Linked DNA regions of Mus musculus: all the other regions are linked to region 1. Evidence: chromatin loops called from intact Hi-C (ENCODE). Cell type or tissue: heart. All regions are shown on one strand. Region 1 overlaps Glra3 (glycine receptor, alpha 3 subunit). Region 2 holds the start of 4930518J21Rik (RIKEN cDNA 4930518J21 gene). Region 3 has its middle 9.5 kb from the start of Hpgd. Region 4 holds the start of Hpgd (hydroxyprostaglandin dehydrogenase 15 (NAD)). Region 5 has its middle 41 kb from the start of Hpgd.

Region 1 (5,000 bases):
TGTAGCTAAATGTTGGGTCCTGTTTACATAACCAGTCTGTTAGTCTATGTCTTTTTATTGGGGAATTGAGTCCATTGACATTAGGAGATATTAAGAAAAAAAATTTTTGCTTCCTATTATTTTTGTTAGAGGCAGAATTATGGTTTTTGTGGATATTTTCTTTTTGGTTTTTTAAAAGAAGATTATTTTCTTGCTTTGTCTAGGGTATAGTTTCCCTTCTTGTGTTGGAGTTTTCCATTTATTATCCTTTAAAGTGCTGGATTTGTGAAGAAATATTGTGTAAATTTGTTTTTGTCATGGAACATCTTGGTTTCTCCATCTATGGTAATTAAGAGATTTGCTGGGTATAATAGCCTGGGCTGGCATTTGTGGTCTCTTAGGGTCTGAATGACATCTGCCCAGGATCTTCTGGCCTTCATCATCTCTAGCAAGAAGTCTGGTGTAATTCTAATAGGTCTGCCTTTATATGTTACTTGACCTTTTCCCTTACTGCATTTAATATTCTTTCTTTGCTTTGTACATTTGGTGTTTTGATTATTTTGTGATGAGAGGAATTTCTTTTATGTTCCAAAGTGTTTGGTTTTCTGTAGGCTTCTTGTATGTTCATGGGTGTCTCTTTCTTTAGGTTAAGGAAGTTTTCTTCTATAGTTTTGTTGAAAATATTTACTGGCCCTTCAAGTTGAAAATATTCACTCTCTTCTATACCTATTATCATTAGGGTTGGTCTTCTCATTGTATCCTAGATTTTCTGGATGTTTTGGGTTAGGAGCTTTTTGCATTTTACATTTTCTTTGATTGTTGTGTCAATGTTTTCTGTGGTATCTTCTGTGCCTGAGATTCTCTCTTCTATTTCTTATATTCTGTTGCTGATGCTTGCTCCTGACCTCTTTCCTAGGTTTTCTATCTCCAGAGTTGTCTCCCTTTGTGATTTTTTTTATTGTTTCTACTTCCATTTTTAGATCCTGGATGCTTTTGTTCAATTCCTTCACCTGTTTGGTTGTGTTTTCCTGTAATGCTTTAAGGGATTTTAGTGTTTCCTCTTTAAGGGCTTCTACCTGTTTACCTGTGTTCTCCTGTATTTCAGGGAGTTATTTATATTCTTCTTAAAATCCTCAATCAGCATCATGACATATGATTTGAAATCCAAATCTTACTTTTCTGGTGTGGTGGGATATCCAGGACTTGCTGTGGTGGGAGAACTGGATTTTGATGATGCCTAGTAGTCTTGGTTTCTTTTGGTAAGATTTTTGTGTTTCTCTTTCACTATCTGGTTTTCCCTCGTGTTAGATGTTCTTGCTGTCTCTGGCTGGACCTTGTCTCTCCTGTGGGTCTGAAAGCCTGTGTCAGCATTCCTGGGAGATCTGATCTCTCCTGGCAGAACTTGTGTACTGAGAGCTCTAGAACAGCCCAAGGCTCTCAGTGCAGATGGTGACTAGAACAATCCTGTCCCAACTGCTCCACTGTTCCTGTACCCTGTGTGCTCCTCACGGCCGTGCTTCAGATAGTTATTGGAGAGAAAGTGTCTCTCTCACCTCTGAGCTCAGAAGTGAAGGCTCTCCTGGGAGAACAGGTTTCTCCTGGTGGGACCTGTGCACAGTGGGCTGTGAAACAATCTCAGCACGAAAGTGCAGATGTCAGACCAGAAGGATGATTTCTCAGCTGCTCCACTGTTCCTGTGTTCAGTGTGCTTAAATAACATTCTTAACCTGGAGAAATTTTCATTTGCACAGTTTTAGTTTCTCTCAACATGAGAATTTCTTTCTCTACACAGTAGAAGATGCATGTGTCAGTGTAAATCACCTTTAAAAGAATTCCTTTCATCCTTTCAGGTTGACATTAACACTCTCCTGTCCAATGGATCTCAAGAATTTCCCAATGGATGTACAAACATGCATAATGCAACTTGAAAGCTGTAAGTAAGAGTGACTTACTTTTTCTGAGCATTTATTAAATGTAAATTTAAGTCTTTAGTGGCTAGATCAGATAATTTATTTTATAATTTTCTGGGCACATGTCTATTGAATAAAAGAAAAGAAAATCATTGAATATGAACTGACATCTATATATGCTGAAAACTTGAAATGGTCCAAGCATTTTATGCATACTACATCAGATAAGATTTAAAAAATTCGTATTCCCATATTTTTAGATGTGAAAACCATCTCTTAGAGTGTCTGGGTAATATTCAATAAGTAAGAGCCATAGGTGACTAGCTGCCTGCCTCCTTACCTTAGACTTTTCTATGAGGTTGAGTGTTTGGCATTTTAGCTAAATATGCTCCATGGGTCATGTCAGGAGAAAGGACTTTAAATGTATGGAGACTAACCGAAGCTTTCAAGTTTTCTTCAGATGTCTTTCTGGTAAATGAATATCACTGATTAACACTAACATTAAACAAAGTGTCAGAAGTGTGCTTCATTTAACACTTTTGTAGTAATATAAATGATAGAATTGTACACAAATGATAAATATGTACATAGTAATTAGTGTGTACACAGTAAAATGCTTTACGATGTTTATTCAAAGTGAAATATATATATATGTTTTTTGGTTTTTTGGTTTTAAGAAAGCTCTATTTGAACTCTTTCCTGAGGAAAATTGGAAATTTTATCTGCAGAGTTCAGGGTCTGATAGGCAAGCCTTGTAGTAAGATGGGCATGCCACTAGATGGCGTGCAAAACTCGTGGGGGAACATGGCCCAACCCTCTATCCCCATCCAGCACTGCTTTTTGAGGGCTTATAAATATTTATTTCTCTGATAATAATTCTTGTCTTTAACTTGTAAATGGTTTACTCTGTGTCTCTTAAATATTAAAGCCAGGCATGGACAAAATGAAAACATCAGTGAAGGAAAAGCAAGGCAATCTAAAACTGGGATATTTAGATGTTTCATGGAGGAGGAAGGAAGGAAAACTGCCTAGCAGTGCATTATTCAAACTTCGTACGACAAAGAAGAGCAACTTTATGACAGTTGACTCTGTATCTTGACCAATGGAGGACATAGAGAAACTAAGTAATTTTTTTTCCATAAATTCATCTGATTTCTTGAGTCAAATTTATAAAATTTTATTAAAAGATAATTATTTCATAATTATCTTACTTAAAAGTATCTTATTTTAAATTATCTTACAGGAAAAATGTAAGACTTAGAGAAATCATATATTTATATATATGTGTATACACACACACACACACACACACACACACACACACATATATATATATATATAAATCACTGGCTCCATGACTACTGTAAGTTATTTAGAGGTCAAAGGAAAATTGTTCAAAGTTTAAGGAGCAAAAAAATTATTTGGCAATTTTTTTTATATTTTCTTATTACATGTATGTGCATGCATATGTTTATATGTGAACACATGTGTACACGGGTGCACATGTATATGGAGATGTACACATATGGGGGCCAGAGATATCAGGTGTCTCCTTCGGTTGATTTGCTACTTTTTTTACTTACAATACTTACCTTATTTATTTACTTATTTTTAGATTGGAGCTCACTTACTTGGCTACTAGCTACCCGAAACCAAAAACTCTAGATCTCTTCCTGTCTTGACCTCCCCAGCCTATGCTTGAAGGCACATTCAGATATTTACTAGCATAGATGGTTAAAATCAGGTCATCATATTTGCATAGTAACTATTTTTCATTAGGTAGCCATGTCCTTACACCAAATAACCGCATAGATTATTTTACCAATGAACCAAGATTATGCAATGTGTTTTTATAATATTACAAGAATAGGAATAGGAACTAGTAACAAGATAGGGCACTGTGGTTCAGAACTGTAGTTTTCGGTATTGGGGAGTCTGAGGTATGAGGTTCATGAGTTCAAAGCCAGCCTGGGTTATTTAATGAGCCCTTTATTTCAAAATGAAAACATAACAGAGGCCTTGTGACATCATTCAGTGGTAGACAGAGCACTTGCTTTGCGTGTTCAAGGTAAAAATAGCAATAATCTACCCCACAAATAGAACAAGAAAAAAAGGAAAGACACACTAGGGAATGAATGCGAAAAGAACAATAATTAATGGAGATGATTAATATAATGTGGACATGAAAGGGTCTGTGTACCTGTGAATCAGAGTTAAAAGTGTCATAAAGTCATATAAGTAGGATCATGTCACAGACATTAAGAAACAATTGGAAAGTCTAAAAAGGAAGTATTTATAAGACTATTAACAAATGCAATATTAGTACATTTGGGGTTTGGCATATTCAGGTTTGTTGCCAAAGACAGAACTCAAATTAAATTGTTAAAAGTTGTGTGAATTTTGGCTCAAGAAATTAGATGAATTTACCAGAAAGAAAGGGAGATAACTACAAAGAACATGCCCTTAAGGAAACCTTTCATTTATAAGTTGTTAGGAAGAAATTCTAGGAAAGATGTAATAGATGATACATTAAACTTATTCCTGTCTTAGGAAGCTGTAGAGATATCTTTTAAACTATCCACTATGGCAACTACATTGAATGAAACTGAAAGAACAGAAAATAGAGCCAGTGTTCTTGCTGACAGTGGCAGCTGTGATTAGAATAATGAAGATTAAAAATTAAATTCTAAATAACTGAAAAAGCAAAAGATTAGATGGTAAGGAAAGAAAGAGCAAAGTCTGGCAGTCTATGAATAGTAGCTGAGGAAGAGAGACAAATGAAGAACGCAGTATTTGAGGGAAGGCTGGGTTGTGGAGCTCAGAGTAAACACAGTCGTGGTCCACTGTTTGATTGTGGGTGTCTGCAACTGTCTGAGTCAGCTGCTGGGTGGAGCCTCTCAGAGGACAACATGCTCCTGTCTGCAGGCATATCAGAGCATCATTAATAGTGGTAGGGATTGGTGCTTGACCATGAGTGTGTCTCAAGTTGTGCCAGTTATTGGTTGGCCAGTCCCTCAGTTTCTGCTCCCCCTCCCCATGCCTGCATTACTTGTAGACAATATAGATTTGGGGTTGAAAGTTTTGTGGATGGGTGGTGTCTCTACTGGGTTT
Region 2 (5,000 bases), 420 kb after region 1:
ACATGGTATTGGTACAAAAACAGACACTGATCAATGGAATTAAACTAAAGATCCAGACATCAGTCTAGTCACCAGTGGACAGCTAATTATTGATAAAGAAGCCAGACAAACGACTGGGAAAAAAAAACAACAAAAAAGCAAACAAAACAAAACAAAACAAAACAAAACAAAACAAAACAAAACAGGATCTCCAAAATTGTGGCTGATGAAACTAGACAGCAGTTTTAGAAGAGTCCAAAGAGATGCATACTATCACTATGCATAAAACTCAACTCTACATGGATAAAATATCTTAACATAAAACCAAATACACTGAACCTGATAGAAGAGGAAGTAGAGAATAGCCTTGAACACATTGGCACAACATATAACTTTCTGAACAGAACATCATTAGCACAGTCCCCAAGACCAACAATTAACAAATGGGACTTTATGAAACTGCAAAGGTTCTGTAAGGCAAAGGACACCATTAATAGGACAAAATGACAGTTTACAGACTGGAAAACGATTTTACCAACTCCATATCCAATAGACGACTCATGTCCAAAATTTATAAAGAACTCAGAAAAACTATGTATCAAGAAAACAAATTGCACAACTAGAAACTAGGATACAGATGCAAACTGAGAATTCTTGAATGAGAAAAGACTCACATGGCTAAGAAACTCATAAGGAAATATTCAGCATCCGTAGCCATCAAAGAAATGAAATAAAACCTGTCATACCTGTCAGAAAAGCTGAGATCTATAACACAGCTCATAATAACAGCTCATGTTGATGAGGATGTGAAGCAAGGGAACACTCCTCCATTGCTGGTAGAAGTGCAAACTTGCACAACCACTGTGGAAATCAATATGGCGGCTCCTCAGAAAGTTGAGAATCAATCTACCTGAAGACCCAAGTATACCATTCTTGGACGTATACCCAAAGGGTGTTCCATCCTACCACAAGGACACTTACTCAAACATATTCAATGTGGCTTCATTTATAAAAGTAAATGCTTATTTCTAAAGGTTGTTGGAAGACGGGACATTAAGATTACCTTTGTGACTTACCTCTTCATATCCTGTCTAATATTGTCACAAAGTTGCTACCCTCAGAAGCCCCTTCCCTCTAACTAGGAGAACTCTCTCCTTTAAAGGCCACTAAAATAAGGGATTTCCTTTGTTCTTTGGGCAGATGCTGAATCTCCTGTGCACGATTCCCTCTCTGGGCTTTCCGAAAGAGGTTCCACCTGAATTCCATCTGAACTCATCTCCTTGGAAGAATCTTACTTAGAATAGAGAATCCTCCTATGAATTCTCAGTAGATACGTCACTGTCCCTCTCCGGCATGTGTAGTGCTGACTACCTACCTTCTCATTCAATCTGTCCTTATAATGAAACGCAGGAACGGGACCTATGCAAATACATACATCAGAAATGTCCGTGGTGATAATGTGTATTTGGGGTTTCTTGTTTTGTTTGTTTGTTTTGTTTGTGTTTTTCTTTTTTCAAGGCAGGGTTTCTCTGTGTAGCCCGGGCTGTCCTGGAACTCACTCTGTAGACCAGGTTGGCTGCAAACTCAGAAGTCTACCCATCTCTGCCTCTACACCACCGCCACGCCGCTGACAGTGTATATTTAGAATGATGCATGTTGATGAGGCTAAGCTTTTGATTTTGTTGGTTTGAGGGTTATTTGGGAAGGGTTGTTTCTTCTGATACTGTATCAGAATCCAGGCTGGCCATTAACGTTACCAAGTAGCCGATGACCTTGGACTTTAGATCCTCCTGCTTCCAACCTCTGCTCAATGCTGGGATTAAAGGTTTGCGAGCTGGTTTATGCTGAGGGGGTGGGGGGGGGGGTGCTGAACCTAGGCTTCAGGTACTCGAAGCTATCACTCTTCCACAGACTACCTCAGCAGTTATTCAAGTTAATGTCTCAGTTTGCCCCTCGCGAGGGGCGTTTCCTAAAAGTTCTATAGATCCTTTTCTCTCAACTTCATCAAGTTGAAAACCATTGAGTAATTTGAAGTGTGGTATCATAAAATTCACGGAATTTTGCTCCTTTTCACTTGCCTACTTTCATCCTTATATCTAAAAGAGGAAGAAGACGGTTTCCCAGAACCGTAGCGAAGAACAGCTGCATTCTGGGTAAATTATTAATGGGAAGACAGAAAAATTAAGGAATGGCTGCACATTTCTGAGAGCCATTAAGATTATAAACCAAATATTCTCTGTACCCTGACAAAGCTCAATGTCAAGCTCTGAAGTGCACATTTTTAATATCAGTCTGCTAGCCCTGGTTTATTTTACAAGGTTTAACTCTGCATGTGGTGCCTTCGGTGGGTTTTATTTATTATGTCTTATTTAATTTACACCAACACTGATATTATAGTTGCAATTTAAACCTTGCCAGTTACCAGTAATATCCATCATTACAGATTCCTTTTATTTGTTAAGAGAACAAAATTAATCCCGTTTCCTGTTTTTAAGCAAGTTAACAAAAATACAAGCCTCTTCTGCCATCTAGTGGCCATCTGAATTTTTAAACTAAAACCTGAAACAAACCACTTTAAGTTTGGCCCTAAAATACTTTATAATTTTTAACCAGAAATCATTGGACATTAAAATTCTAATAAAATAAACTATACATTTATGTTGTATATAATGACTACAAATAATGTCAGTTTCTTCTTTGCAACGAAACATTGAGTGAATATGTTAACAGCATATTTCCATTGTACTATTTTTATGTTGTTTCTTTAAATGACTTTACTCTTAATGGCTAGAGTCACAGCATGTGACAGAAACAACCCATATTTTCCCATGATGACAATTCCAAACTATTTTGAAAGTGCTTATTCAGGTTTGGGTTCCTGCTGGCAGTGAATTTTGCCAGGGTTCTATGGTTCTGTCTCGGCCATTCTCAATAGCAAGGAATGATGACCCTGACTGAGGCATTTTTAAATGGCTTTCCCCTAATGACTCGCAATGATGAACATTATGTTACATGTTTATTGCTATCCATGTTTTTGCTTTGGGAAATGTCTGTCTTCTGGCCATTTCTTTTTAAACCGTTATCTGAGAGCTCCTTAGATATCCTAGGTACACTTCTTTCCTCCAGAATGGTGGATTTTTTTTTTAAATGCCCCATGGTTGTGTAGCTTGTCGTCCTGCTTCCTTAAAAGGGTTTCCTCAGCACACACTCTCATTTTGGGTCTAGTCAATCAAAAATGTAAGTATGATACTTTTCAAGCCGTCTTTACTTGGAGGCTCTGTTTTGTTTTGTTTTGTGTTGTGTTGTGTTGTTAGGCAAGATCACGAAAGTTCCCACCTGGCCTTGGACTTCTGATCTTCTTGCTCCCATCTCCAAAATGCTGAGACTAAAGGCATTGTTGCCACCAGTTTGCTTAGCACCAGGGATCAGAGTCAGGATTTCACTGAAATATGTTTTTCAGCCCTGGGTGGTGTCATTTTTAATAACCCTGGATCAGAAATCCTAAAGGCCTTACCTCCTGCTATTTTTCTTACATTTAACTCTCCTATGCTGCTTGCACGAAGATTCTCTCCCCTGCCCAGTTGTTCCTGTGTCTCTGTTAAAGTCCACTCACCGAGCACCTTGAACTGGCACCTTTTAGTCAAGCAAGCACAAGCTGAATTCTCATGACAGGCCTGTGACAAAATAAATGTAAAGGTATAGATGAGCTAATTTTTATAAGAAAAAATGAAATTCACCAATATTACAAAACTTCAACTGTAAAAAATAAAAAGAAGAAAAGAAAAATAAAATCCATTTTTCCTTGCCAGCCCTTGCTACCGGAATGGTGACACTAAGACGATTTGTTCATTATTAAATATGTTGTCCACAAGCTTTGGCTCATTCCCTGAATAGCTCCTAACTTATTGAAACTATTCTTTATCTACCACTTAGTTAGTTCTTTTCAGTTCCCCGTCCATTTCTTTCTTTGTGTCTCCTCAGCATTCCCTCAGCTTCTCTCTCTAATCTCTCTCAGTATCTCTCCTTATTCTCTCATGAGTTCAGCTACGTACGCCTTTACTTCCATCTCCCCCAGGTTCTGGGCAAATCTCCCTTTTATTCTCTCACTATTTCCCAGAATCCTCTCTCTTCCTGACATTGTCCCACCTCCTCTTTCCTGCCTCAGCTCATTGGCCATCATCTTTTTTATTGACAGGTGATGCTTATAAGAGATTTTTTCTACAGTCAACTAGGAAAAAACACAGAAAGTTATTTAGTATTTTAAAACACCTCCCCCCCCCCCATTTTAAAAAAAAATTCATACCAGATGTTTCCTTTAGGTAAGGATTTGAACAGCGAATCAGTAGATGGCGGAGGAAGTATTTTGGGAGAGACATCCACAATTACATCTTGGCTGGGCTTGATCAGCTCCCTATAGGACCTTAGCCATTTTTATGAAGTTAAACTAATTTAACTTAAAATGAAATTTAACTTTTAGGGTGAACTTACACGTCCCAAATCCTGAATGAATTTTCCATTTATCCCAAGTCCATTTCTGCAAAACAGTATTGAAAGGAATTCATGAGCTGAAGTATTTGGGGAATTTGTTATGGCAAATGTTTTATTATAAACATTTACCTCCTAAAAATCTAACGTAATGTATTACCATTTTCCCTAATTTCACATTTCAGAGGTAGAGAAAAGAAAAAGAAGGTGAAAAGGGGGGAGGAAGAAGAAGAAAAGGGAGGAGAAAAGAGAACGGGGGGAGGCTGTTTTAACCACTAAGGTTCAAAAGCAATTCGTGCTAAATTATATCTTACAGTTTACAAGCAAATTTGGGACATGCAAATATGAAAAGGAAGAAAGCCATTGCTCCCTGAAGCACATGAGACTAAGTAATTCAATTTCCATAATGCTCAAAGTGGCCTGAGTGCTGGAAAAATTTATTGCCAAAATCTCTACTGACCCAGTTTTAAAAGACAGAGAAAAATATTTAGTAAGGGCATAGAAATTAAGTTTCTCTGATGCTCCAAGAGAAGGCA
Region 3 (5,000 bases), 220 kb after region 1:
CCTCTGCCTTGTTCTCTTATTCCCCCCCCCCCCCCAGTCTAAGTCTCTTTCTTATTACTTCTAATTCGACAAGACATCTAAGATTACTGACAAAGTTACAGGTACAATCTGTAGGACCGAGCAGTAGGGATTTGTCTATCTTTTTTTTCTATTTTTTTATTAGGAATTTATTTCATTTACGTTTCCAATGCTATCCCAAAAGTCCCCCATACGCTCCCCCACACACCCACTCCTACTCCTTGGCCCTGGCGTTCCCCTGTACTGAGGCATATAAAATTTGCACGACCAATGGGCCTCTCTTTCCACTGATGGCCGACTAGGCCATCTTCTGATACATATGCAGCTAGAGTCAAGAGCTCCAGGGTACTGGTTAGTTCATATTGTTTTTTCACCTATAGGGTTGCAGATCCCCCCGCCCCCATCTCCTTGGGTACTTTCTCTAGCTCCTCTATTGCGGGCCCTGTGATCCATCCAATAGCTGACTGTGAGCATCCACTTCTGTGTTTGCTAAGCCCTGGCATAGTCTCACAAGAGACAGCTATATCTGGGTCCTTTCAGCAAGATCTTGCTAGTATATGCAATGGTGTCAGCGTTTAGAAGCTGATTATGGGATGGATTCCCAGATATGGTAGTCTCTAGATGGTCCATCCTTTTGTCTCAGCTCCAAACTTTGTCTCTGTAACTCCTTCCATGGGTGTTTTGTCTATCATTAACTGTGGATTAAAATGGTGTCCTGCCTAGGGCTTGAGCCACTGGGCGGGCAGGATGTGAGAAATTTGACTTCAAGCATCCCATGCCACTTGGTGGCCATTGGGCTGTGAGAAGCTGCAGGATCCTGCTCTGAGGGTGGGGAAGTGCAGTCTGGGTTCCCTGCAGAACTGCCAGAGTTAGCTGATACTCTCCTGCACCACAGATGCCATTGGGTGCCACAGAATATATGAGAATGGAGTGGGGACCCTCTTTGGGGCCTGAAGGGAAAAAAAGGGGGGGAGAGTTTCGACTGGTTCTCAAGGGGACAAGAGTGTCCTAGGCTTGTTCAGAGGACAGCTTGGCAGAGACCATGGTTGAGAATGCAGGGGGCCCTCCTCCATGAGATGTGATGGCTCTTTAGAGGAAGACCTGCTCCATTGCTCCAGCATGGCAGATCCCAATGAGAAGAGACAGCCCATGATTTTGAAATGTTTATTGTCATGTAGGAGAGTTGTGATGAGTGGAAAATTACCCCAGTTTCTCAGGATGGGCCTGAGCTTAAATACCTTTTGCAGGGAGGAGTATCTGGGAAGGGGAGCTAAGAAGCAGTAGAAAGGAGTAGAGGCAGAGAAAGGCAGAGACAGGGAGAGAGTAGAGAAGTAGAGGGTGGCCATGGCCACATGGAGAAAGAGATGGGAATGAAGAGAGATGGGGCAAGAAAGAGAAGCAAGAGAAAGAGTAAGAAAGTAAGAGAGGGAGGAGGGGGCAAGTAGCCCCTTTTAAAGTGGGTCAGGCCTACATGGCTTTTGCCAGATAACTGTGGGAGTGGAGTCCAGACTGGATATCAGGAGCTTGGGGCGTTGCCCTGTGTGACTGATGGCTACAGAATTGTGGAGAGCTAAGGCCTTGTGTCAGGAGCATAGTGTCTGGGGGAGAGGCAAACACCTTCCTTCCCTTGCAGGAACACCTGCTGGGTCTCTAGGGTTTAAACCTAGCTCAACCAGAAAACAGGCTGCCTTTCATGTTCCCACAGTTAACTTGTATATTTATTTTTATCCTACATGGTAAATTATCATGTGTACTTTCAAAAAGCATTGGGGTTAGGGGTATAATCACAGCAGAGTCCTTGGTTGGAATGTCTGAGGCCCTGAGTCCCATCCTCTGCACCATGAGTCATACATACATAAAATTTAAAATTGTCAATTAGAAAAACAGTTCTAAAGCAGGGTAAATATGCAAGCAAGCCAGAATTCTCCAAAGCTTCACCAAGATTCAGATGAATAGCTTTGAGTTGTTTTGATGTGTATATACGTTTTTTAGTTTCAAACATTTTAGTTTTTTAAAGAGTAATCTTCACAAATATATTCACCCAGGCTCCCTCAATTAAACGTGGCCTATTGTGAGCCATGAAGCAGATGAAAGGATAACAGGAAGTTTTGATTAAAGACAGCTTCAGAAGATCCAGCGTGTTCCGAGCCCAGTGACAGAGTACTCACAACATGAACCAAATAAACTGTAAAGCACGCTCCACTACATTGCTTATCATTAAATCACCTTGGAAACTCCACTTCTTAAATACAAACCAGTTCCAGCTCAAAGAAACTTATGTTTAAGTTCTTTGTTATTTTAAGAGTAAATCTAATCCTTTTCTCTTGGGGGCAGGGGAGGGGGCAGTATGTTGTGACTCTTCATAAGCCACAGACTTAAGGAGGTGTCCTACATAAAGCTCAGCTTCCTCGTATTCTGTTGCATAACATTTGCTATGAGACTGAAATATTCCACATTACAGGGAAGCTCCTTAAACCAGAGGGTAAACAACTCAAAATAGCTTCGGTAAGGCCCTGAAACTGACCAGAGTCTCTAGGCCCTTTCCTCCTGGGAGTAAACAAGCCAACAGGCTGGAGTCACTGTCAGACAAGAAAAGCTGCAAAGGACACTCTGAGACCAGATCAGCAGCCTGGGAACAGCTTCCTGGAAAGGGTTTAGATCAACTGAGTCACTCAGAAAAGGCATTTTTCCAGTCGGTTGAGATGCCCAAAGGCTGTGTGAAGTGTGTTCCACATTCCCAGCTTTTGCGAGCTGTCACTCACATGCTGGGGGGTGGGCTTTGGTGATGCAACTGTCTTTAAGTTACATCTGCTCCTAGGTAATCCTTCACCCACATTCCTGTAAACAATCCTTATAAAACTCATTGCTTTAGCAAGTTGGTTTTTGATGGTGTCTGCACTTTGGTTGGTTGCTGGCTCCCTATCTAATGTGTGTAGATGAGTGTATTGTGTCTCTCCAGGAAAAAAAATCTTGTCACATAATGTCTGCAAATATATTAATTTTTGCATTTAGTGCTGTGTGATGCAATGTAATAGACACACATTGTAAACTGACTCACATTAACAAATGCTACATCCAACTGCCATATACTTTTCTAATGCTTTAACTATGTTGCTATGAGGTTTCATCAGTATTTGAAGATCAGAGAGGAGGTGGTAGACAGAACAGGCAGGTGTAACCTGAGTTCTAAACTCTGCTCCTTTCAATCCCATTGTCTGTGTTCACTCCTTTTACTGGCCACTGGAGCAAGGATTTCAAATCCTCCAACATGCAAATCATGAATCATCAAACATAGCATAGAGTTGAAAGCAGAGACTGAAAATGGGTAGGAGACATCAGAAGAGGACAACCTGATACAGTGCAGCCGATCCCTAATAGATTGAGGGAGAAAACCAAATTTGATTATGTAAATGTCAGGTAACTCATTCATTTCAGGTGAGGTTACAGCAAATTTGCCAGAATACCAAGTTACTGCTCCTGACAGCTTCTGGTTCTAAATGTCTTTTGTGTACTCTGAATTTGACAACCAAAATTGTATTTGAAGTCTTTAATTGTAATTAAAAATATGAATTTCTTGCCTCCAAAATCTAAAGAATTAATGATAGAAACAAACTTCAAGGAATTTCTTCAATGTCTAGGCAATTGGATACTGAAAGTCTCCTTCTCTGTTATTAGGTATTATAGAGCTAGGATGACATTAATATCTGCTGGGAAATTTCTCATATTATTAATGGCCCATCGACAACATAGTCATATTCTGGATTGATTGTTCACTTGAGGAGGCTGAGCTATGGGTCAATTTTTCTATGACCTTCAGAGATCTTCCTGTCTGATAAGGATCCCAATACACTCTCAACGAATGAAGCCATTGTTTCTACCAAGCATAAAAAGGTTTGAAAACACTATATGCAATGCTTTAAGTGTGGAAAACATGCATTTTCTTTTCTCCTCATCGACTGTGAAATTTGAAAAGACTAATGTGATTACGCATCTCTGACCAAGACAGATGAATTGCCAAATAGAAAAAGTGCCAATCCAAAGAGATTTTTCTAGGACACTGCCCAACAGTTCAAAAGGAATAAATTATGACCCAAAGATGGAACAGCTCAGCCAAGCACAAAGAAGTTTCCTTCCTTAGATCTAAAAAGCAAATGTACAAGCTTACTGTATTATGCACAACATACTGATTTCATTATTGTGAAAAATATGACGAACTCAAAAGCAGCAAATGCAGATGTGAGCGGCTGATGTTCCTCCTTGCCTCTGTCCTGTCAAGTCAATGTTTGTGGTCAGCATCATGTTGATGTATTCCATTACTTTGCTTGAATTACTTTGCTTCTTCCCAGTACTGTATGTTTCATAAGCAATGCAGCTGAGTAAGTCAGTAAGCAACCCTGCTGTCTTTGCCTAGACAACCATTCATTCCCTGAGAGCCACCAACATAAAATTGCAAACAACCAAATAAGATAAAGCTCTTGGGTTTTAAAAGCTATTCAGTGACATTCAGCTATGTGTTGGGGAAGGGGGAATCTGAAATCCATTTTCTTGGCTTACACTATTCAGTGTCCTGGTCCTTGTTTAACTCCCCAGCATCCTCTTCTGTCATTCCCCCATCCCCCAACAATATCTCAACGTCTAGCTTTTGCTTCTGTTTTATTTCATTGAAAACAGTCTTCTCACTCTCTCCAGCACTGTAGCTTTAGACCCCTGTTTATACTACCCCCCTTCTGTCTTCACTAACACATTTTCTCCTCTTCCTTCTAGTATGAACACAAATAACCCTTCTGCAGGAGACCCACCTCCCCCACCTCAGGGGGGTGAGCTCCTCTATGCAAACCCTCACACACATGTCTGTTTCCAAATGAACATCCACGTCCCCAGGCAGCTCATATGTCCCCAGAAGCTAGTGAGGGTTAGTGTTCAGGTGCTTGTGAAACACCTGATGAGTAAGTCGTACAAGTGATGTATGCGTGATAGACTCA
Region 4 (5,000 bases), 230 kb after region 1:
CCAGGCCCTGTGGTAATGCTTCACATGCGTTGCTCAAGTCTTACTTAACAAATCAGGAATCTGAGGCACGATAAAGGGAAGAGCAACACCCTCCGCGTCATCTGAAATCTCAACCATAGACCCTCAGACTCCTGTTTGGCTGTTTGGTGTTTGGTTTTGGTTTTGTTTTCTTTTTTTCATGACACCAGTCTCTTTAGTCTGAACCAATCCTGTCCTTTCTTAAAGGAAAACTTAGTCTCCTCCTAATCTCGCCAATGACTACCCGGTCCTAGATCCATAATGATGGGCTTGACAGTAAAACAACCTCTCTCTCTCTTCACCAGCCACTTTCTCCTAAAACTTCGCATCAGGTGCTGTGCCTTTTAAATTTACTCATACTGGCTATTACTGCTCTAGCTGATTGAAAACCTTTTGCCAAATGTGGCGCTCATCTCCATCAAAGCTTTAGGGACCACTTGACTTTTGGAACGGTTCCTCTCTGTTGAGCGCTGCAAAGCCACTGCTCTTCAGACATCTTCACTCATAGTGCAGTAGCTGTTTTTGTTTTTTGTTTTGTTTGTTTTGCTTTGTTTTTCTAGCTTTGGGCAAATCCTTCCTGGTGAAGATGTGTTCTTTTTCTCAAGCCTTCAGCCCTGGCTTTCTGTTATTTGCCTGTCTTCTTCTTATTTGTCTCTGCTGTTCTCATTCAACATCAAGCCCTTACATACACCCACTGGTGAGTTTCAGTGACGAGTCCCACACCCAAATGTATACGGGTAGGACTAACTGAACTTAGCAGTTTACTTGGGAGAAAAAAAACAATAAGAGAGGAGGGGTTGTTCGGGCATCTGAGGAAACTTGGAGGGAGCAAGACATATTTCCTTGTATATGTGCATGAAATTCTCTAGAATAAAGAAAAAATTAAAATACAGTGCCTCTACTTCCCCTTCTCAGTACAATGCTGGATATAAATATGTTCCTATCTTCTCAGCATTTTTTTTCAAGATCTAGTTTCAAGGCAACTTTGAAACCAGTTGGCTTAACACCAACTCTGTATTTTCTGCAGCCTCTCCAAACACTTCCCTGAGGAACCGGGCACATTCACCAAGGCTTCCTTCACTAAGCAGGCAAAGTACACAAAGAACTCATTCTGCTGTTAATCTCGGGCTTCCCGCGTGCTCAGATGTCTTTGTGCCTGAAAATAAATGCCAATGAATTAAACTGACAGAACGCACTTTGAAGCCTGCCGCTGTGAACGTGAGAAAGGGACTTAGTCAGTGGACTCGTGTCCTGGCAAACAGTCACCCTGGCATAAAGTCAGGGCTCCAGTTCCTGCAGGTCTGGGGACCTCAATACCAAATCTGGATTACTGAGCCATAGGAGCCAAGGTGGTCCAGCAAGTAAACTTCCATCAAAATCACAATATGCAAGGCTACCACTGATGCTGGCATGACTAAGGACAGTTCAATATGACACACAATGGACACTGATCTGAGACAGAAACTCCAGGAAGATTCTTAAAACTCTGGCGTTGGAACACGATTCAGGTTTTGGGAGTCAGAGCAAAATTAAACTCTTGTGCTCACTGTTTGTACAAAACGTCAGTAAATAAAAGCGTTATCCTCACTCACCCCAAGCCCATAACTATATTTGTTTATGAAATGAGAAGTTATGAAAAAGCTTAACACACACACACACACGTGCACAGCAACGCCCCTTAAAATATTGTTTTTGATTCCTTCTTTTGCTTGCTTTTAATTTAATATTTATTGAGGCTGTGAGGAGAAATCCAAGTTTCCAAGCCTCTTCTCTTCTCTCCTGTAAGATTAACTTTTGAGTCGTTCAAGAAACTTTTCCAGAAAGTTTGTCTTCCTTCCTTTCAGCTTTTCCTCTCTTAGCTCACTGTGTTCATGCAGCCAGAGGCTTGGGGAAAATTCCTGCTGGGGAATCTGCAACAGCTGAAAGCCTAGAAGGCAAAGATCACCTTGTGCGCCGACCCTACCCTGGTGCTCAGGGGCAGGTGACACAATGTCGGTTTCCTAGGCGCTGGCTTGACAGTTTCATCCCCGCCCACTGGCAAGAGAGCTCCTAGGGCCGCTGCACACGCGCACGGAGTGGGCTATAAAAGCTGCTGCGGCGTCCAGACTCTGAGCTCGCCCACCACCCGCAGAGACGCGACCCGCCATGCACGTGAACGGCAAAGTGGCTCTGGTGACCGGCGCGGCACAGGGCATAGGCAAAGCCTTCGCTGAGGCTCTGCTGCTCCATGGCGCCAAGGTAAGGACTTCTCCGTGTCCACCCACACGCCGCCGGAGCCCCTGGGGTGCCGAGCCCCAGGCTCGCAAGCCGACCTCCAACGCTGCTGGCAGAGAACCCGAACTTGGATGAGCACATTCTGAGGTCTAAGAAGGGAGCGTCTTTTTTATCCATTGCTTGTGTGTCTGTGGCTTGGTGGCGGCTGTTTCCTTCATAGGAGACCCGCTCCCTCTTTTCTTGTTTGTAGGTAGCATTGGTGGATTGGAATCTTGAGGCAGGTGTAAAATGTAAAGCTGCCCTAGATGAGCAGTTCGAACCTCAGAAGACACTGTTCGTCCAGTGTGATGTGGCTGACCAGAAACAACTGAGAGGTAAGACGTTGGGGAATCAATCCATAGACTCGGGAACACACCTTGTGCAAGCAGCAACCTGACTGCCAGGTAGGAGCAGACAAGGCTGAGAGCCAGCAACGCTCTCTCACGGGAAGCTGTGACCTTCTAACTCCAATGGATAGTTTGAATTTCTGTGCTTCTTTCTGATAACCCAATGGACATAAAAAGTAAGACAGGACTGCCTAAGAAATCCTTCTGTTTTAGCCACTTGGCAGCACAGAATGTAATCAAATCTTTTGTGTATTCGAAGACAGTGCTGCTACAGTTAATTACCCAGTGAGGGGGACAGGCTGCGGAACTATGGCAAGCAGTTCTCAGAGAGCTGGAAGACTTCTCCAATAACAATCAAACTCAGCGTGCCTTTCGCTTAGACACTTCAGACGCCAAGTTCCAGGTCATGGTCACAGGCAAAGCAATTGCTTTTAGCCAGATCTTTGCTCGGTTTCCCCTCTAAGATGGCACTTAAAATAATAACTGTATGGCGTTAAATTTCTTCTTCTTTAGAATTAAAGAAGAAAAGGCTCTATCGCTTTTCCCCAATGTTTTCCTGTTTTTCTGTGGTCTCTTAAAATAGATCCATCTACTTGTGAAATGTCAGGAAGAATATTGTCATCAGCAATGCACACTGGCTGTATAGAGGGCTCAAAGGATTTCCCTAAAGATAATTTCTCCAGGAAAATATAGAAAAAAAAAAGATGTTTCAAAGGGCATTGTTCAAATAAACAAAGTAAATCGGTAGGCACCTTTTTAATCTGGAAGTCAGAATACAAACCCAACCTGCTCTACAGTGTCTATCAATGGAATCCTGAGATCTTAGGTTTCTTACATCTTAGAATATACCCTATGAATAAAAATGGACGGATCCATTAGAAGACAGTGGACCTAAGATAGGGGTAATTGGATTAAAGAGAACATCATTAACATCTGAAAATGCTAATCTGTCCGATAGTAGAGGTAGCCTTTATGAGTAGAAGAGATCTTTAAGAGAAGTCATAATAGAACATCCTTTGCCAGAGAATGGTTTTATTGATACTATATCATTTAGTTTCAATGACAGTCATGCCCAGTCCCAACATTCATGCTACTGGACTAGGGACCAGTAAAGATAAATTATATGGCTTCACGCATGGTATTTAATGTGTTATTCTGCCAGTATTTAAAATGAGTATCATGTCTACGAATATATTCCTTAAACATTAAGTGATTGTGAAGGAACCTCAAGCACACAGTAAATGGCCCAGAAGACCTGTCTATCATAAGAAGTCCCCACCTTGTTTAGAGACCCTCATACATAAAAGGAAAGGATTCTTGAAACTTCAGAACTTAGGGCTGCCCACAACTTTTAAGACTGTTTAGATACATTGGGCTCATAAAGACACAGAGCTGAAAGGGTTCCTGCAGCCCATCTAGATACGTTATGGTGAAAATCAGCAAACCAGAATAGCACAAAATGTTCAGACAAATTATAAAGAGGATCATAGCATGTACATGACAGAAGGAGCTAAACTTCTAAGTCACTTGAGCTGAAATCTCAATGAGATGTCAGACAGCAGACAGCATAGGACACTTTAGTAAAAGTCTAACCAGTGGCTTCCAGGAGGGAAGAAAATTAAACCTAGACATGAAACCTAGACATTTGCTGGAACCAATTTACGACTTAAGGAACTGTTTTAAAGTTGCACTGAAATATAAATGATATATATAATATCACTATATATCACTTTTAGTTTTGGTTTCCGGCTTGGCTTAGTAAGTATAAAATGATGCTTATGCAAAGCTTTGTCAATATGCTTAACAATCACCTTTGATGGTTGTTAATAACTTTTTGAATTTATTTCAGTCAAGATAAATTTTGGGTTGATCTATCTATTTCAAAGAACCCATATGTTCACTTGCAGGCCTAAGAATACACATCTTCCATAGGAAAGAAAAAAGATAGTTGGCTGCAGTCTGAAGTAATAGAGATAGATTGAAAATGACCATGGAACTTGTCAAATCTTTAGAAGTATATAAGAGACTGCTTTAAGAAGTCCGAGTTTCCTAAGGTTAGGTGACGCCCTCTTTGAACTAGCTGTTGAGGGTTTTCAAGTCTTTGATATATCGTAAGACACTGAAATGAGTAAGATTCAGGTCTGGGAATCTATAGTAAGTTTCTCAAATAAACACCGCTTTATACAAAGCCATAATACTGTAAACTAGCAATGATAATAGGAAAGAAGAATGAAATAGTAAACATGAAAGCAGATTAACACAATGAAATTGACTGAATAAAGCATCAACTTTTACTTATTAAACAGCAGAGATTCTTTTTTTTTTTTTTTTTTTTTTTTTTTTTGGTTTTTGGAGACAGGATTTCTTTGTATATAGCCCTGG
Region 5 (5,000 bases), 270 kb after region 1:
TGAAATTAGATCGAGTATTTACAACCCATAGATTTGATAAGGTATCAATATGCTAAACTGATAAAAATTTGCACAACCCGATACAAAAAATTAATAATAATAATAATAATAATAATAATAATAATAATAATAACATTTTAAAAAACTGATTTATAAAGTATGCAGAGAATTCAAATAAAATATAAATGGTCAACTAATCAGAGAGATGGGCCTCCAAGATGCTGAAGAGTAAGGGTGCTTGCCCAAAAAATAACCTGAGTTTTGAGACCCACATAACAGAAGAGAACTGACAACCACAAGTTGTCCTCTGATCTCCACACATGTACTGTTGCACATGTAACCAAACACATATGCAGAAGTGATAAATAAATAAATACTTAATTTTTATGTAAAAATAATAAAAGTAAATCTTTCACATAATCTGCCCATTCCTTGGAATACTTTAATAATTTTTATGTTAGCATACAAAGTAGTGGATTTTGTCATAACATAGTCCTTTGTCACCAGTATTTTTACATTTATTTTATTTTATTTTTGAACATTTTACACATGAATATTGTATATTCATCACCTCCACTTTTCTAACTTTCCCATGTTCCTCTTACTCTCCTCAAGCTCATCACCCAGGTAATTATTATCACAAATATACATTATATATGTATATAACATGTAAAATATCCTGCTGAGTCTATTTAGTGTATCTCATGTGTTAAGAACTAGCCATGTGGGATTAGATAACCTATCAGAGGGTCTCGCCCCTGGAGAACACATAGTATCCCTCTCTCAGTGTCAGTTAACTGCCTATAACTCTTCATTCTATGGAAAGAACTTGTAAAAATTCTTAATTAATGTAAGAATTACATTAAGTAAGCTCTTAATGAGCTGTCAAGCGCTGTTGTCATTGTACTTGTCTTGTTTGGGTGACCATATAGTTGTGATTTCCTGAAGGCAGCTCCTTGTTAACTTCAAAAGACATTGTCTCATAGCAGAAGTCTTGGTCCTCTGGCTCTCACTACTCTCCGGTCCCTCTTCTGTTATGGTCCCTGAGCCTTAGGTATAGGGATAGCATTGTAGATGAACCATTTAAGGAGTGATATATCAATATACTTCTGCATGTGCATCCAAGTGAAATGAAATTGCTATCTCAAAGAGACAAGTGATTCTCCTGTTTGTTGAAGCAGTATTTCCAATAGAAAAAATATAGAAATAACCTGTGTATATTGACACGTTAATAATGCAGCATGCCCAGGAATATTATTCAGTCATAAGAACAAGGAAAGTCTGCCATTTATGCCAGTAAGCCTGAAGCTTGATGTCCAAAATGCCATCTGAAATCAGTCTGACAGAAATAAAAAATATTGCAGATATTTTGCCCTCATGTGTAGAATTTGAAGAAACAAACACAGAAACAAACAGACAAAAATGAACACACACACACACACACACACACACACACACAGACATACACACACAGACACACACACTAGTTGAGTAGAAAGTTAATTTGTCTGTGCCTATCATTACAAAATAAATAAGTATATTACTTACGTTTCTATTGCTATGGTAAAATACCATGACTGTGGTAACTTATTTAAGGAAAGATTCATTTGAACTTAAAGTTTCATAGGGGTAAGAGACCTTCACTATCAAGCCAGGCAAGCACGACAGCAAGCAGGCATGGTGACTGGAGCAACAAACTGAAAGCTCATGTCATAAATTGCAAGCACAAAGCAGGAGAAAGGGGGAGACAGAGAGAGAGAGAGAGAGAGAGAGAGAGAGAGAGAGAGAGAGAGAGAGAAAGAGAGAGAAAGAGAGAAAGAGAGAGAGGAAGAAGAAGAAGAAGAAGAAGAAGAAGAAGAAGAAGAAGAAGAAGAAGAAGAAGAAGAAGAAGAAGAAGAAGAGGAAGAAGAAGAAGAAGAGGAAGAAGAAGAAGAAGAAGAAGAAGAAGAAGAAGAAGAAGAAGAAGAAGAAGAAGAAGAAGAAGAAGAAGAAGAAGAAGAAGAAGAAGAACTAAAAATGACCCAGTCTTTAAACTTTAAAAGCTTCCTGCCAGTGACAGTGCCTTATATATGTGTGATGGGGGAGGGAGCAACTAGGTACTTTTAATCAAGAGGAATACCAAGTGGGGGAAAAAGTAACAAGTTAATGAAAATCAAGTAGTCAATTCAACTATTCAACTGTATTTTATAAATGCTCGATACTAGGTTTGAAAAGTATGCCCAGAAAGGTGAATGAATCATTTTAGACATTACTTGATTTAAAATTTTCAATCTACTAACCAGCGCCTCTATTGCATAAAATACCTACCCTTGTTCATTCAAGTTGAGACTTTGAAAGTTCTTAGCATACAAAACTACAATCTTTGATGGGCAAGATAGAAGCTATTATTTGACATTAAACAGCTCAGCACATGTTAGTTTTATCAGACTCTCCCCAGCAGAGATAAAAACCCGAAGGAAACAGAATACAAAGTTTATCTGCTGGAGGAAGGGCAAGGAAGAAAGTGTTCTGGGACACGAGAGCTTGCAAAGGAAGCAGATATGAATAGAACCAGATAATGCACACAGGCAGAAGTAAAGAAAGGGAATAAGGAAATGACCTCCTGTCCGATTTGCCACTTGCCAGTGCTAGTCCTGGGTTGAGAGTGATGATGCATTTTGTCTTCAGTCTTGGACTACTTATCTACCCGAGTCTGAACTCAGACACCAACAACTGGCAAGACCTTAAGAACACGTTCTAGAACTAGCAGTGAGTTCATGCCCTAAGCTTGCCACAAACAACCTAAAGAGACACCGTGTTCTAAGCTTGAAGCTCCCTCCCTACTTCTTTTCCTCAGCCCTCGCCCCGCCCTGCCGTACCAGTCATTGATTTTCTTGGCAATCTGTCTTTACAAGGTGTGTGCATGACTTCTCTGCTGCATTTTCCATCCAGTTTGGAAATTAACGAGTTCCATGTAATTCCCTACTCGTGTCACCAGAAGTGATGATTCAGTACTACTAGGACAGCATCTAGACATAATCAAAGCTCTTTCCAGTTGTAGTTAATCAATTTTACTTTCCCAAGGTCTGTTGTCCCTTTGCTACATCTTTTGGTACCGTTTTTTTTTTCTTCTAGCACACCAAATAAATTTAAGTTTTGGATTTACTTCTAGGTATTCCTATGTACTTTGGAAGAAAATCTTCATAAAAGACACTTTAAGAAAGCGATTTTTCCCTAGGATAAAAATATTAAAAATAAATATTTGAGGCTGGATGTGTAGCTCAATTGGTAAAGTGATTTCCCAGCATCCATGAAGTTAGACCTCTCCTCTCCTTCAAGTAGTACATAAATCAGTGGTGGCTCACCTTTTCAGTCACACTACTTTGGAAGTAAATATAGAAGAATGACAAATTCAAACATATCCCCAATTGCCTATAGTTCTTTATATAATGTTGAAGCTGGCTGAGTATTTTCCACATCCACATTAGCATGTCTATTGTTGTCCTTGTTGAGCTCAATTAAAAAAAAATACAGAAAGAGTTGCAGGGCATCCTGGGACATAAGGGCATATGCAAATCTGTCTTTAAAAAGAAGTAATTATTTTCACTTTCTTCTAAGCCCAAATCAGAAAGAAAGGGAAGAGATGATACATTAAAGTATAAAGCTAACATAATTTTATATTAATCTAATGTTTTATTTTCAAAATACAACTTAAGAAAATACTTTGGAGGAATAAAATTATAGTATTGAGAGAAAATGATGCTGTGTAAAATTGCTAGCAATCAAAACTCTTCCTTTAAAGGGCCAGTTTATGGGTTGGATCTAGGGAGGCCACACGGACCTCATTTGAACCACAGAAGCTATCTGCCAGCACAGTAAGTTCAAATGCTTCCGGTGTTTGAAAACTGACCTTCTCGCTTTACTTTGTTTAATCAGAAAATAGTTTACGCGGCACTGTTGAGGTTTCTCGTTTCCAGATCATCTCTGCCAGCAGCCTGACCTCTGGGCTTCTGGCAAAAGTAGACTAAGCATGGTAAAATATCAAAATTTCTGAGGCCGTAAGAGCTACAAAAGCTGCATTTTCCTCATTATTTACTCCACATCCCAGTGTCCGACCTACAAATTAGTAATGCAATTCAGGAAAGAAACTTGGAGCTTCTGAATCAAATGGAGTAGACCATAAAATCCTACACTCAGAAAACAAAAAAGGTCATTTACAGAGCTATGGAAGTTATTCATAATTATAGTGGCAAAAAAAAATTTACACCAGGAAGCTGTCTTGCACATTCTTGGTTGCAAGTCTCACTGTTTTCCATCACTAGTTGATAAGCACGTGGCATCTCATAGGCAAGATCTCTGAATCTATTTGGAGAAAACAGGTAAAAGAGTTACAGAATGAACTTGAGATGGTAGCAACAGGCAAAACCCACAGCTTACTTTTCTTTCTATCAAAAACTCTCCACTTCCAAAATGATGATTTGGTTGTATCAGTGCCCGCATTAAAATGCAGTTATTGTTGGAGACATATAGGAATAACTTTTTTAACCTTTAAGACAATGTGAAGTTTTCTTTTTTTTTCCATTTTTTATTAGGTATTTAGCTTATTTACATTTCCAATGCTATACCAAAAGTCCCCCATACCCACCCACCCCCACTCCCCTACCCACCCACTCCCCCTTTTTGGCCCTGGCGTTCCCCTGTACTGGGGCATATAAAGTTTGCGTGTCCAATGGGCCTCTCTTTCCAGTGATGGCCGCCTAGGCCATCTTTTGATACATATGCAGCTAGAGTCAAGAGCTCCGAGGTACTGGTTAGTTCATAATGTTGTTCCACCTATAGGGTTGCAGATCCCTTTAGCTCCTTGGGTACTTTCTCTAGCTCCTTCATTGGGGGCCATGTGATCCATCCAATAGCCGACTGTGAGCATCCACTTCTATGTTTGCTAGGCCCAGGCATACTCTGACAAGAGACAGCTATATCAGGGTCCTTTCAGCATAATCTTGCTAGTGTATGCAATGGTG

What was found. Peaks named below come from ENCODE experiments on the same cell type or tissue, not always from the same donor. Only the 100,000 strongest peaks of a DNase experiment are listed, where the experiment ranks them.
Region 2: it touches region 1 in a loop (7-fold over the local background); 35 of 42 quality-filtered maps call a loop at or near these places.
Region 3: a loop joins it to region 1, with 2.4 times the contacts of the local background. A loop is called at or near these places in 3 of 42 quality-filtered maps.
Region 4: a loop joins it to region 1, with 2.2 times the contacts of the local background. A loop is called at or near these places in 3 of 42 quality-filtered maps.
Region 5: it touches region 1 in a loop (2.3-fold over the local background); 3 of 42 quality-filtered maps call a loop at or near these places.

What each region holds. Positions count from the first base shown.
Region 1 is chr8:56,060,602-56,065,601 of GRCm38, forward strand. Glra3 (glycine receptor, alpha 3 subunit) reads left to right here. Exons shown (of 10, transcript NM_080438.3): 5 at 1,830-1,912. Among named protein-coding and RNA genes, the nearest start is that of Glra3, 120 kb to the left of the region's middle. In heart, a CTCF peak has its summit at 2,665 (motif pointing right); no DNase peak of the experiment used is centred here.
Region 2 is chr8:56,483,722-56,488,721 of GRCm38, forward strand. 4930518J21Rik (RIKEN cDNA 4930518J21 gene) reads right to left here and starts at 1,247. Exons shown (of 3, transcript NR_131020.1): 1 at 1,056-1,247. In heart, a CTCF peak has its summit at 2,519 (motif pointing left); no DNase peak of the experiment used is centred here.
Region 3 is chr8:56,282,599-56,287,598 of GRCm38, forward strand. No RefSeq gene overlaps it. Among named protein-coding and RNA genes, the nearest start is that of Hpgd, 9.5 kb to the right of the region's middle. In heart, no CTCF peak of the experiment used is centred here; a DNase peak (open chromatin) is centred at 2,603.
Region 4 is chr8:56,292,457-56,297,456 of GRCm38, forward strand. It overlaps Hpgd (hydroxyprostaglandin dehydrogenase 15 (NAD)), which reads left to right and starts at 2,096. Exons shown (of 7, transcript NM_008278.2): 1 at 2,096-2,256; 2 at 2,483-2,606. The coding sequence starts at 2,164. In heart, no CTCF peak of the experiment used is centred here; a DNase peak (open chromatin) is centred at 2,095; H3K4me3 peaks cover 1,369 bases; H3K27ac peaks cover 582 bases; H3K27me3 peaks cover 943 bases.
Region 5 is chr8:56,333,065-56,338,064 of GRCm38, forward strand. No RefSeq gene overlaps it. Among named protein-coding and RNA genes, the nearest start is that of Hpgd, 41 kb to the left of the region's middle. In heart, no CTCF peak of the experiment used is centred here; a DNase peak (open chromatin) is centred at 2,767.